2 separate regions of the Homo sapiens genome follow, and region 1 is linked to region 2. Evidence: read pairs that join two places in POLR2A ChIA-PET (ENCODE). Cell type or tissue: GM12878. All regions are shown on one strand. Links, peaks and the distances in the headings refer to the core of each region. The heading gives the core; the rest is flanking DNA. Region 1 has its middle 53 kb from the start of IL22RA2. Region 2 has its middle 28 kb from the start of IFNGR1.

The links. Peaks named below come from ENCODE experiments on the same cell type or tissue, not always from the same donor. Only the 100,000 strongest peaks of a DNase experiment are listed, where the experiment ranks them.
Region 1: POLR2A ChIA-PET joins it to region 2 with 6 read pairs; 2 of 35 experiments call an interaction of 5 or more read pairs at or near these places.

Annotation. Positions count from the first base shown.
Region 1 is chr6:137,117,983-137,123,366 of GRCh38, reverse strand. No RefSeq gene overlaps it. Among named protein-coding and RNA genes, the nearest start is that of IL22RA2, 53 kb to the left of the region's middle. RefSeq lists an enhancer at 1,646-1,815. In GM12878, for the core only: no CTCF peak of the experiment used is centred there; no DNase peak of the experiment used is centred there; H3K4me3 peaks cover 664 bases; H3K27ac peaks cover 3,437 bases.
Region 2 is chr6:137,244,854-137,250,237 of GRCh38, reverse strand. No RefSeq gene overlaps it. Among named protein-coding and RNA genes, the nearest start is that of IFNGR1, 28 kb to the right of the region's middle. In GM12878, for the core only: no CTCF peak of the experiment used is centred there; a DNase peak (open chromatin) is centred at 3,079; H3K27ac peaks cover 230 bases.

The sequences.
Region 1 (5,384 bases), core at 236-5,235, 130 kb after region 2:
ATATTTCCCCTGAAGATAAGAATAGTCTATAAACAGTTAGAATTGTTAACAAATATCCAGGGCTTTCCAATCCATCCTGCCAAGTTGTAACAAGCTCTGAAACACACTTATCAGTAGGACTTTACCAGCACAGAACTAACCTAGGAACAGCTGAGCCTCATTTATTTAACCTTTTCCATGAAGCTGTCATGATAGCGTTGAACGAGTTAAGAAAAATAGACCACCCCAAAACTAATTATTTTTAGCCCCCCTCTTTTTATAAAGTTTAATTTAAAAAATCAATTTTTAATCTGGGAAGAACCTCAGAGGAACCACATAGTTTGTTTAGTGCAAAACGTTTTTAAGAAAAAAATTTTATGAATCTAAGATCTGATCTTGGGAAGGCAAAACTGAAACAACACAAGTGGATGGTTTCTAGTTCAGAGCATTACACAGGTGCTAGTGATCAGCGTATAGCCATAGTAGGTGGTTTGGCCCCTTATTAATAAGAGGCTCATGTAGCATTTAAAAATAAACCCAACAGAAGGTAACACCATCGTAGGAAAACTTAGCTTACTCAGAAGTAACTTTTATTCTTTGCTTGCTTGCTTACTTGTTTGTTTAATAATCAAGAACAGGCCAGGTACAAATGACTCATGCCTGTAATCTAGACACTTTGGGAGGCGAAGGCAGGAGGATTGCTTGAGGCCAGGGGTTCACAGTTACAGTGAGCTATGATCATGTCACTGCACTCCAGCCTTGGTGACAGAGCGAGAACCTGTCTTTAAAAAACAAACAAACAAAAAACAAACCAAAGTCAGCATAAAGCATAGAAAGTTATTTTGATGAGATATGTAATCTCTGCCATTTGAAATAACACAAAGGTAAAGGATAATTTACTACCTCTTAATAAGCACAGACTGAGGACTGCAAGTCCAACTTATCACATTTTAACAGAGGAAAAAATTTATAGTCTTGCATTAACACGGTATTCATGTGTTTTCTTTTTTAAAAAAATCTTACAAACAAACCTGTCAAAATTGAGCCAACTTTGCCAAAACTTTTAGCACATTGTGTTGCTTCTTTTCAGATTCATTTACCTTTAGGTATTAATCCAAGGCAAATAAAATTCTCTTTCTGCAAGCCTTCTATAAACCTTAAATATCATATCAGGTTTTTTCTTTACTACTTCTTTAACAAGATGCTCTCCTATAAGAAAGTCTACTCTTTCTCTTCCTTGCTAAATAATAACTCATCCCATTATTACCTAGATTCTACATTCATACTTCTCTGCCTCCACTTTACTTAGGATAGTCTCAACCACATAGAGTAATCATAACTTTTAAACAAAGTAATTAATTTCTCTTTCATGGAAAACTCTGGAAGACAGGACATTGAGAACTGTCTTTCGTACACTAGCATTTTAGCAGACCAGCAAAGCTCACAATGTGTGTGTGTGTGTGTGTGTGTGTATAGTATCTGCCAAAGAAGAATAGATCTTTGTCATTCCAACAGAGATGACAAAAAAAGTCAGTGCATAGAACCAGATCTCCATCCACTGCTGCCACAAAAGGAGAGTAACAGATTAGCTGTGCACAAGCCAGACTCACATGTACACAGGGTGGCGATCTCAGTAGAGACAGGCTGGGTATGTATTAATACTAGTCCCTGAACTTCAGTGAAAAAATAAATATGGACCAAACTTAAATTAGACAAGGCATAATTGGATGAATAGATGTAGCTCAGAACAGAAACAGAAACAAAAACAAAAACAGACTTGAAGAAGGGAAAAGAACAGAGAAACAGAGCCAGCAGGGTAAGTGTTTATTGCTGCTTGAGATTGTCTCCAAGAGCACAAGAAATACCTGGCATCAATCAGTGCAAAATTCAATAAGCCTAATTAATTTCAGAAGGGGAGTTTCCTGGGACATCTATGTGGAATCTCCAAAAATTGTCAAAGTACAATATTCAGTTAAAACAGATCTCCCAGCCTCATGAATATAACACATGTTAAAGATTTATTGAACTCATTATTAATGAAGGAATCAGCAGAAAGTTAAAGCTGGTTTAGTTCCTGCTTATGGTTTCAAATTGCTTTTCTCTAATCAACATCCTTTTAATACCGTCCTTTTTCTGTTTAAATTACCCAGATTTGGTTTCTGCTGCTTACACCTAAGAGACCAGCCTACTACATAAATTAGTACCATCACTGGTTCCAAATAACAGGCCTTGAGAGACAGAGAAAATTTGTGTGTATATTTTAGCCTTGTTAGAGCTGAGGGCAGTGAAAACATAGGTAAGAGATGGGACACTAGAAGCTAATGCTTGCCTTTAATCAAATTTCCTCTATGATACCCTGGAATAAAATGTCCCTTGAAGTCAAGGCTTTAGAGGAATGAAGGGAGGTATTGTCTCTAGAAGATTTAAAAGCTCTAATACAAACAAATGGAAGTTTGTTTGACTTTTATTACCATGTGCCTGTATACTCATTCACTAGCTTTTTTGGTCTGAAAAAAAGTAAGTGGGTTTTGGAAAATGACAAAGAGTAATTGTAGGTTTAATCAGGTAGTAACTCCTGTTATAGCTGCTGTTGAAAAAACAGTCATTGATTGGAGAAAGTCAACACAACCTCTGAAAACCAGTATGCAGCTTTTCATCAGGCAAATCTATTTTTCTCTATTTTAGTCAATATAGAACACCAGAAACACACCTTCAGGAGAGAACTGGAGTGCTCTACCATCTGCAGGACATGGCACTGTCTACTGCTCAGAGGAGACTGGGCTGACAGAGCTGGAGAGCCAGAAGTAACCCTCACCCACATGATTTAGTAGGATACGTGTGTGCCAGAGGGAAGGAAATAAAATTCATAAAATTCAGGAACCTACCCAATCAGTCAAGTCCTAGGAGGTTCAGCACACTGTGAGATACCCTCTGAATTAAGTGACATGTCGCTATCCTTTTTACCCCCTACCATTAAAAAAGGTCACTCGGTGGACCTCCTCAGGGTTTGGAAGCAACATTTGGTTTACAGTCCCTTGCGTTTACTAGATGAATTGAAAATTTTTGTATTTGAGTTCAGCCCAGAAAAAGAGATGACTTTTCTAGTTCATACTGCCAACAAGCAGCTCAGCCACTTGGTTCTTAAGTCCCAGAAGAACTAATTCACTGTATTCTGTGGACAAGTTGAAAATTAACAACTGCCAACACACCCTATAGACGTGGTGAGGTAAGAAATAGGAAAGAAAATTAAATATATATCTCTCATATATTCACACATATATAATATTATATATATTTACATATAGATTCATGTAATTTTTAATTCATTTTTTAAACTTAAAAAATATATAAGTTTACATACACACATATGTGTAGTATTAGGTTTGTGCAAAAGTAATTGTGGTTTTCTTGCGGGAATCAGGAGGACTAGAGAGACCACGGGGAAGAGCAGGATGATTTTATTGAGTGCAATCAGACCCAGTGGATGATCATCCAGAGACTGGGCCCAGAACAAAGACAGACTTGACTTGTATACACACTTCTAAAAGAGGGTGGGCTAGCCTGAAACAAGCTTACAGTGGCACAAAGCATAGTGGCATGAAAGCAAGGATACAGGGCAGAACAAAGGCAGTTAATCAAATTGTGACAGGTACATAACCCAGAATTACACATGACCTTTGCTATGCAGCCCAGATGGCTGTTATCTAGACTTTGCTCTAGTGCCTTGCACAGGCTTATCTCATAACCTTTGCTATGGTGCCCAGGGAGCTGTAGTTCAGGCCTGCTCAGACAGCTCAGGACCTTCACTGTACCACTTAGATAAAACAGAATATTTGAAGTTACTAGTTACAGAGAACAGGAATCTATAAACTCATACCATAAGAGAAAGGAAAATTTGTTTTTCTCCTCCCAAGGTTGAGGGAGTGCTGGGAGAGTCTCCAGAGCACATTCCTTTGAGCCCTGGCTTCCCAGATAGTGTTTATCGAGGCTTTTCCTGGGTCTGGGCTGTGCCTGTTGCTGCCCCTGGGATAAGTCAGCCTAATACAGGAAAGCTTATTTCTTTTTCTTTTTAATTTTTTTTCTTTAATTTCCACCTCAGTTTTCGCCAGTGCTTTTTATCTTGGTCTCTGCTGAATCCTCAAGACCTGAAACCAACACATAATTGGTGCTTGTTAAATATGTGTTGAAGGATTGCGATTGAATAAATTATTGATCAGATTTTAGCCAGGGCCAGATTTCAGTTTTAGAAACATTACTCTGGCTGTAATATGAAAGTTAGATAGAGGAGGTAACACTAGAGAGGAGACCAAGCAGGAAGTCGGTGGCAAACCCTGACAGTAGACACACAGCCACGGCTTCCAAGGTTTTGGACTAAAATCCCACCCTCTTCAGCAAATAACTAGTCTCATTCTGGAAAATGTCTACTGTCTTATTACTCCCCTTGAGGGAGGCTGAAAGCCTGACCTCGGGGTCCCCTGGGACCATGTGGCCCACACTTCTCATCATGAATGGGTCTTCTCTGGACCATCAAGCCATGAAGCAGGAGGAGCATAGCAAGACTGGATCCAATCTTACAGCACAAATAAGACTGCAGGATGTCAAGGATCAATGGACAAGGTGACCCACTCAGTGGACGTGTGACCTAGTCAGTCTCTTTCCCAGACACCCTGGTGTTTTCTCAATGTGTTCGTGAGCAAATGTCTGTGCAATAGGGATGGGGGTCCCACATGGCTCAGAAGAGCACAGGCCTCCTCTCACTGAGGCTGACCTGGCTGCTGCAGGCCTGAGTGTCCCATCAACCAATGGCAGGAAGCAGCCTGTGAACAGCTTGGATGTTAGCATATCTTGGAGGGGACAGTGATCTGCCCAGTGGGGTAGACACATCCAGATTTGGGTTTACCATCCTAGCTCATCGTGTTTCTGTTTGGGCCAGCACCTGTGGACTTATTGAGTGTCTCATTGGCCATCATGCTTTACCACACAACAATGCTTCTAATAAAAGAACTCTCATTGCAAGAAAAAAGTAGAGCAACTATATCTAATTGTCTACCGGACATCTCCTTTTGGATGTTTTGGAGGCACCTCATGCTCAACATAACTAAACACATGATCTTCTCCCAAAACCCAATCCCCTTCCACAATTTTCTAAGTGAATGGCACCATCACCAATCCAGGTACCCAAACCAGAAACCTTGACATCATCCTTAGCACCTCCCTCTCATCCTTCATATCTAATTATTTCCGAGTGTTATTAATTTTCCCTTCTAAATATTTCTTAAATCCATCCACTTCCCTCTATTTCCACCATTTGTGCTGGGTAGAACTTTCAAGAATACTTTAATTATGTTATTAAATAGGTACTGCCACAACTTTCACCCTCATCTCTTTCCCCTAGTTCCTGATAG
Region 2 (5,384 bases), core at 247-5,246:
AACAATATGCATTTCGACATACTTATATGATGACATTAGTTCTTTTTAACCAAAGGAATGATTAACACAAAGTTTAAACCGGTATATACCTCTCCCGAGGATAAGGGAGAGCCTCCACCGGCCCAGCTCAGGGGGAGCTGGTTGGATCCTTAAAGGAAGTAAACAGAAACCTCAAGTTAATTTGAGGAGAAGTTAAGAAAGGGATTGTGTACAAAAGTAGGGGCAGTGTGTAGAAAAACAGGTTTAATGCAATACTCCATTGGCCAAAACTAACAGGAAGTTGAAAGGCAAAGGAGGCTGCAGATGGTGTCCATAGACATCCTCTCCCTAAAGCCCAGAGCCAGTGAGGCAGTGAAGAGGGAGCCAGGTGAAGGGCAAACCCAAGATTACACTCAGTGAGGCTCATTTCATTCTCCTTATTAAAACAGTGAACGTACGTTATTTCTACCAGTTTGTATGCATGATATATTTTACTGGGGAAAAAATACAATAAAATTAATAATGTTTGGGCTTTTCTTTTCTCATTGAAAACTTTAAAAATGTTTCAAAAGTAGGAAGGGGGAGCGAGGAAAGTAAAAAAAAAAATTAAAATGACTAGTAATAGCCATTATTTTTCTTTTGTTGTTATCTATCTTTTTTTACTTCTTTGTATCCTCTGCTATGGTCTAAGGGTTTGTGTCCCCCTGAAATTCACATGTTGAATTCCTAATCCCCAGGGTGATGATATTAAGAGATGGGGCTTCTGGGAGGTCATTAGATCATGAGGGTGGAGTGCTCATGGATGGGATTAGCTCCATTATAAAACAGGCCCACAGGAAGAGTGAACCAGGAGGAGAGCCCTCACCAGGCACCCAGTCTGCCTGTGTGTTGGTCTTGGACTTTCCTCCAGAACTGAGAGAAATAAACTTCTAATGTTTATAAGCAACTCAGTTTATTGTGTTTTCTTATAGCTGCCTGAATAGACTAATACACTCTCATCTGCAAAGAGGACAGCAAAATATTTTAAAGGGTCTCAACCTTAAGTTGTCTCAAGCACAGAGCACCTGAGGCAGTGAAGCCAGTAGCAAAGTGAGAGGCAAAGAAGCTTAAATCAAGTTTGGCCTACAGCTGTCTCCTTATGTATTTTAAGTTTGACTTAAAGGCTTCTCTGTACCTAAGGAACTATAACCTCAATGGATTTGTAAACAGACTGTAACCTACTCTTGTGCCAAACACTGAGTTTTGGCCAGTCAGAGAGGGCCAACCTTTTCAACCGTGTTCAAATAAGGCAGGCACCATGCTGTGACCAATCCAGCTGCTTCTGTACCTCACTTCCGTTTTCTGTGCTTCCCTGTTCTCTTTCTGTTCATAAATCTTCTTACATCACGTGGCTGCACTGGTGTCTCTCTGAGCCTACTCTAGCTTGGGAGGCTACTTCATTCACAAATTGTTCTTGGCTCAATTAAATTCCGTTAAATTTACTTTAGCTAAAGTTTTCCTTCTAACACTCATTTATCAGATCTGTCAGCCAAGAAATAAAAGCAATTTCCAAGTTTCTCACTGGGAAGTCAGGGATGACCATTTATGAGGAGGTAGTTTGGTAGATCAAAAATGGCAGACTGGGAATGAATTAAATCTCATTTACGTGAAAATAACATACAAATAAAAATTAAACAGAAAAAAACAATTTAAACATAAATAAGTCTAAAGATCATAGACAAAGTGGTTTTCCTTTTTTTTTTTAGTTTCAGTGTTCTTCATTATAAAAAACATTTTATTTAAAAGCATAGTCAAGCAATAATAATGACTAACAACTCCTGGGTGCTTGCTTTTTGTCAGGCAGGGTTCTGAGTGTCATACATGCATTTAGTCCTTTTGTCATGACTGAAACCTACAAGAGAGGACTATTAGTACCTTTTTATAGATGAGGACACTGGGGCATAAAGAAATCAAATCACTAGGCAGTGGTAGAGCTGAGCTAATGTCCTTTCATGCCTGTGGCCTTGAAGCTGCTTGGACTAAGGGGCAGGATGCCTGCCCACAGCTCCATCCCTTCCATCTTCTCCTCAAGCAATGGGGCACCCTAAAAGAGGGCCTGTGGAACTCAAAGAACTATGTGGAACACAGTTTGAAGTCTACTGACTTAGAGGGAAAGAAGAACATAATAACATTCAGGAAAATATTGGAATTGAGTATTTCATTTGAAACAGGGCTTCCCAGAAGCCAAGAAAAACTGGGAACTAGCATGGCTTAGATAAGGATTTCCTAACCTATGACTCATTGAAGGCCCTGAAGTCAAAGGTAAGCTCCTGTTCATGTGGTTACCTGAGTGTCCTAGACACCCTTGCCCATGGAACTAAGTTTCCCTTTAATGTCCAAGTCAGGAATAATCTGAGTCTTCAGCAGGGTTGGGTGACCAAAGTCCAGTCTTTATCCAGCTTCTGACAAAATGGAATCTAGAAATTTCAAGGCAAGCCCATATGTGCCAAAGATCATCCTGATTGTAGCTTGCCATCCCAGTCAGACTTCTGGCTCTACAATGTAGTTCCTCCCAATTTCTTACCATTTTATATGAGTAATTCTACACATATAGCATAATTACAATATAAAATATTGGTTAAGGCCACAAACTTAGAGATCTAACAGACCTGGGTTTCAATCTTGTGTCAAGCACTTATTAGGTGTGAGCAAGTTGTTTAACATAGCTTCGGTTTCTTCATATGTAAAGTAAGGATTATAATATACACCTAAAAGACTATAGTGAGAATTAAATTCAGTAAAGCATGTGCCTGGGTCATCCGATGTACTCTGTGAATGGTAGCTCTTGCAGAATTATTAATTTTTGCAACAGAGTCTTCTAAAAAGATGCAGAAACCTTAATTCCATAGGACCATTTCTCATATCAACATTCAAGAATGTCAAAGACATTCAAATAAGGCAGATTAAGTTACATTAGTAAAGGCAACTTTACAAAGAGTTACACTAAATAATTCTGGTGATCTAATTTGATATTGTGATTTAATTTGAAACAAGCTAGAACCTGAAATCGTACTAGGGGTGAATGGTTAATATTTTACTTAAACTGTCATCAATATCAGCTACCTTAATTGCACTTTCCTCATGAATTGAGTCAACTCGAAACTGAGCTTTTGGGTGAATTCATAGAATACAAGTATTATTTGTTGTAAACTGAGACTAGATGCACAGGTTCCAGATGTGTACATGGCAAACTTTACTTCTTATTTGGAAATTATGAAGTATGTTTTGCTTGCTAAATAAGTGGGAATTTGCTCCAATCTTGTAAGGAGGGGGAAAACAAGGGTAGTGAAATTCATCTCCCAGAGAGCACTTCTCCTTTTGCTTCCTAGAATATCACCAAGAAGGGCATGTAGATCTTCCTTAAAACAGGATGAGAGAGTTTTTGCCTCACAATCAAAACTTCTGCATTCAGTTTTACAAAGCTCACTCACAAACAATTAACGGTGTTTGGGTCAAAATTGAGAAGTTAAAGTATTTTTGAAATAACAAATCCCAAACAACAAGCAAATGTATTAAAGGATTTGTTCAAATCAACCTTTTAGTAATCTGTTCTTCTCTTTAAGTAGCACTTAACTGCTGTAGCACTGAGAAATAATGCTGTCACAGTGGTGTGCAGCCTGCTCTAGCTGCTCATCCAAAGTCTTATTTATTTAGCGGTCATTTACTTCACAGTTATTATGCACTAAATTATACTAGCTTAAGTATAGCATACTATATATTTATATTTATATTTTTCTAACATAGTTTTTCCTCACAATGAAACAGACTTGTCCTTCATACTAAACTTGGTGAGGCAGTCCAGGTCAGTGTTCTAGGACAGGTGCCCCCAGTCCCCAGGCCGTGGACCAGGGCCAGTCCATGGCTTGTTAGAAACCAGGCTGCATAGCAGGAGATGAGCGGCAGCGAACATTACCGCCTGAGTTCCACCTCCTGTTTAAAAATTAAACAGAAAAAAACAATTTAAACATAAATAAGTCTAAAGATCATAGACAAAGTGGTTTTCCTTTTTTTTAGTTTTTTATGTTTTTTATGATCAGCAGGTGGCATTCAATTCTCCTAGGTGTACGAACCCTATTGCGAACTGCACATATGAGGGATCTAGGTTGCATGCTCCTTATGAAAATCTGAAGCCTGATGATCTGAGGTGGAACAGTTTCATCCCGAAGCCATCCCCTGCCCTCATCTGTGGAAAAACTGTCTTCCACAAAACTGGTCCCAGGTGCCAAAAATGTAGGGAACTACTGTTCTAGGACATACCTTAAGCATCTTAAGGAAGGGAATATAAAGATGCATAAAAGATTCTAGTTCCTCACCAGATGGTGAACTAATGCTGAATACCATCATTCCTCCCCAAACTGAGCCCAGAAGTGTCATGGTGAAAAGAAAGTGGATGATGGATCAGGACATAAAGACTCTGAGAAACCCTAGTCAAGATAAAAAAGCCTGTATCCCAGGGTTGGAGCAGAAGAGACCACAGGTGCAGCAGGCGGGGATGGGCTGCGGAGAGCTTTCTGGTGGTGGCCATTTCTCCACCACGTGTGCCCTGCTGGATCATCACCAGCCAGGATCTATGGCACTTGTCAGAGGCTGTGGCATCACATCAGGACAACCCTGAAACCAGGTCACTGAGAAGAGTAACAGCAGGCAAGGCAGACCAACTGCTTCCTGATCATTCTTCCCCCAGTCCCACTCAGGCCACCCCTTGGGACCAGGAGATGACAGCCCAGGAGGCAGCTTTGGGGAAGACCTGTGCAAAGTGAGATTCAGAAAGGTCCCCTGAGCAACAGGATAAGGAGTGTTGAGGGCATAATAAACGAACCTCACCTCACATCAGAACTCTCCAAGCTGAGAAAGTGCACACACGCTCACTCCTTAAGCATACTTGGAAAAGCAAAAGCTAGGATGTAAGCCTCTATCCCTTCCCTCAGGCACACACAACAGCCAACAGCAATGTGTTAGCTTCCTGGGCAAATAACAGGGTGTTTGATGAGCCATGCACACTTCTCCTGAACTTACCAGTTGTTGTTTTATATAGCTTGATTGATGCTAGATTGATTGGTGCATGAATGGGTAGGGAAAAATAAAACCCCAATATATAGTTGAAACAGACCCCTATTACAAAACACAGATTAACAAGAGAAAAACAAACAGACATTTATTAACATGTATATTTCATATATACGTGGAAGATACCCAGAGAATGAGTAACTCTCAAAGAGGTGTTTGGAATTTCTGCTTCTACGATGAAGAAGTGAAGGAAACATCATCCCCAAATATAACAAATTGGTATATTTTGAGCTAAAAAACACTGGAAAAATTACAGTTTCAGAAAAAGTCTAGTTGCCCTGTCTTTTCCTGCATGTAGC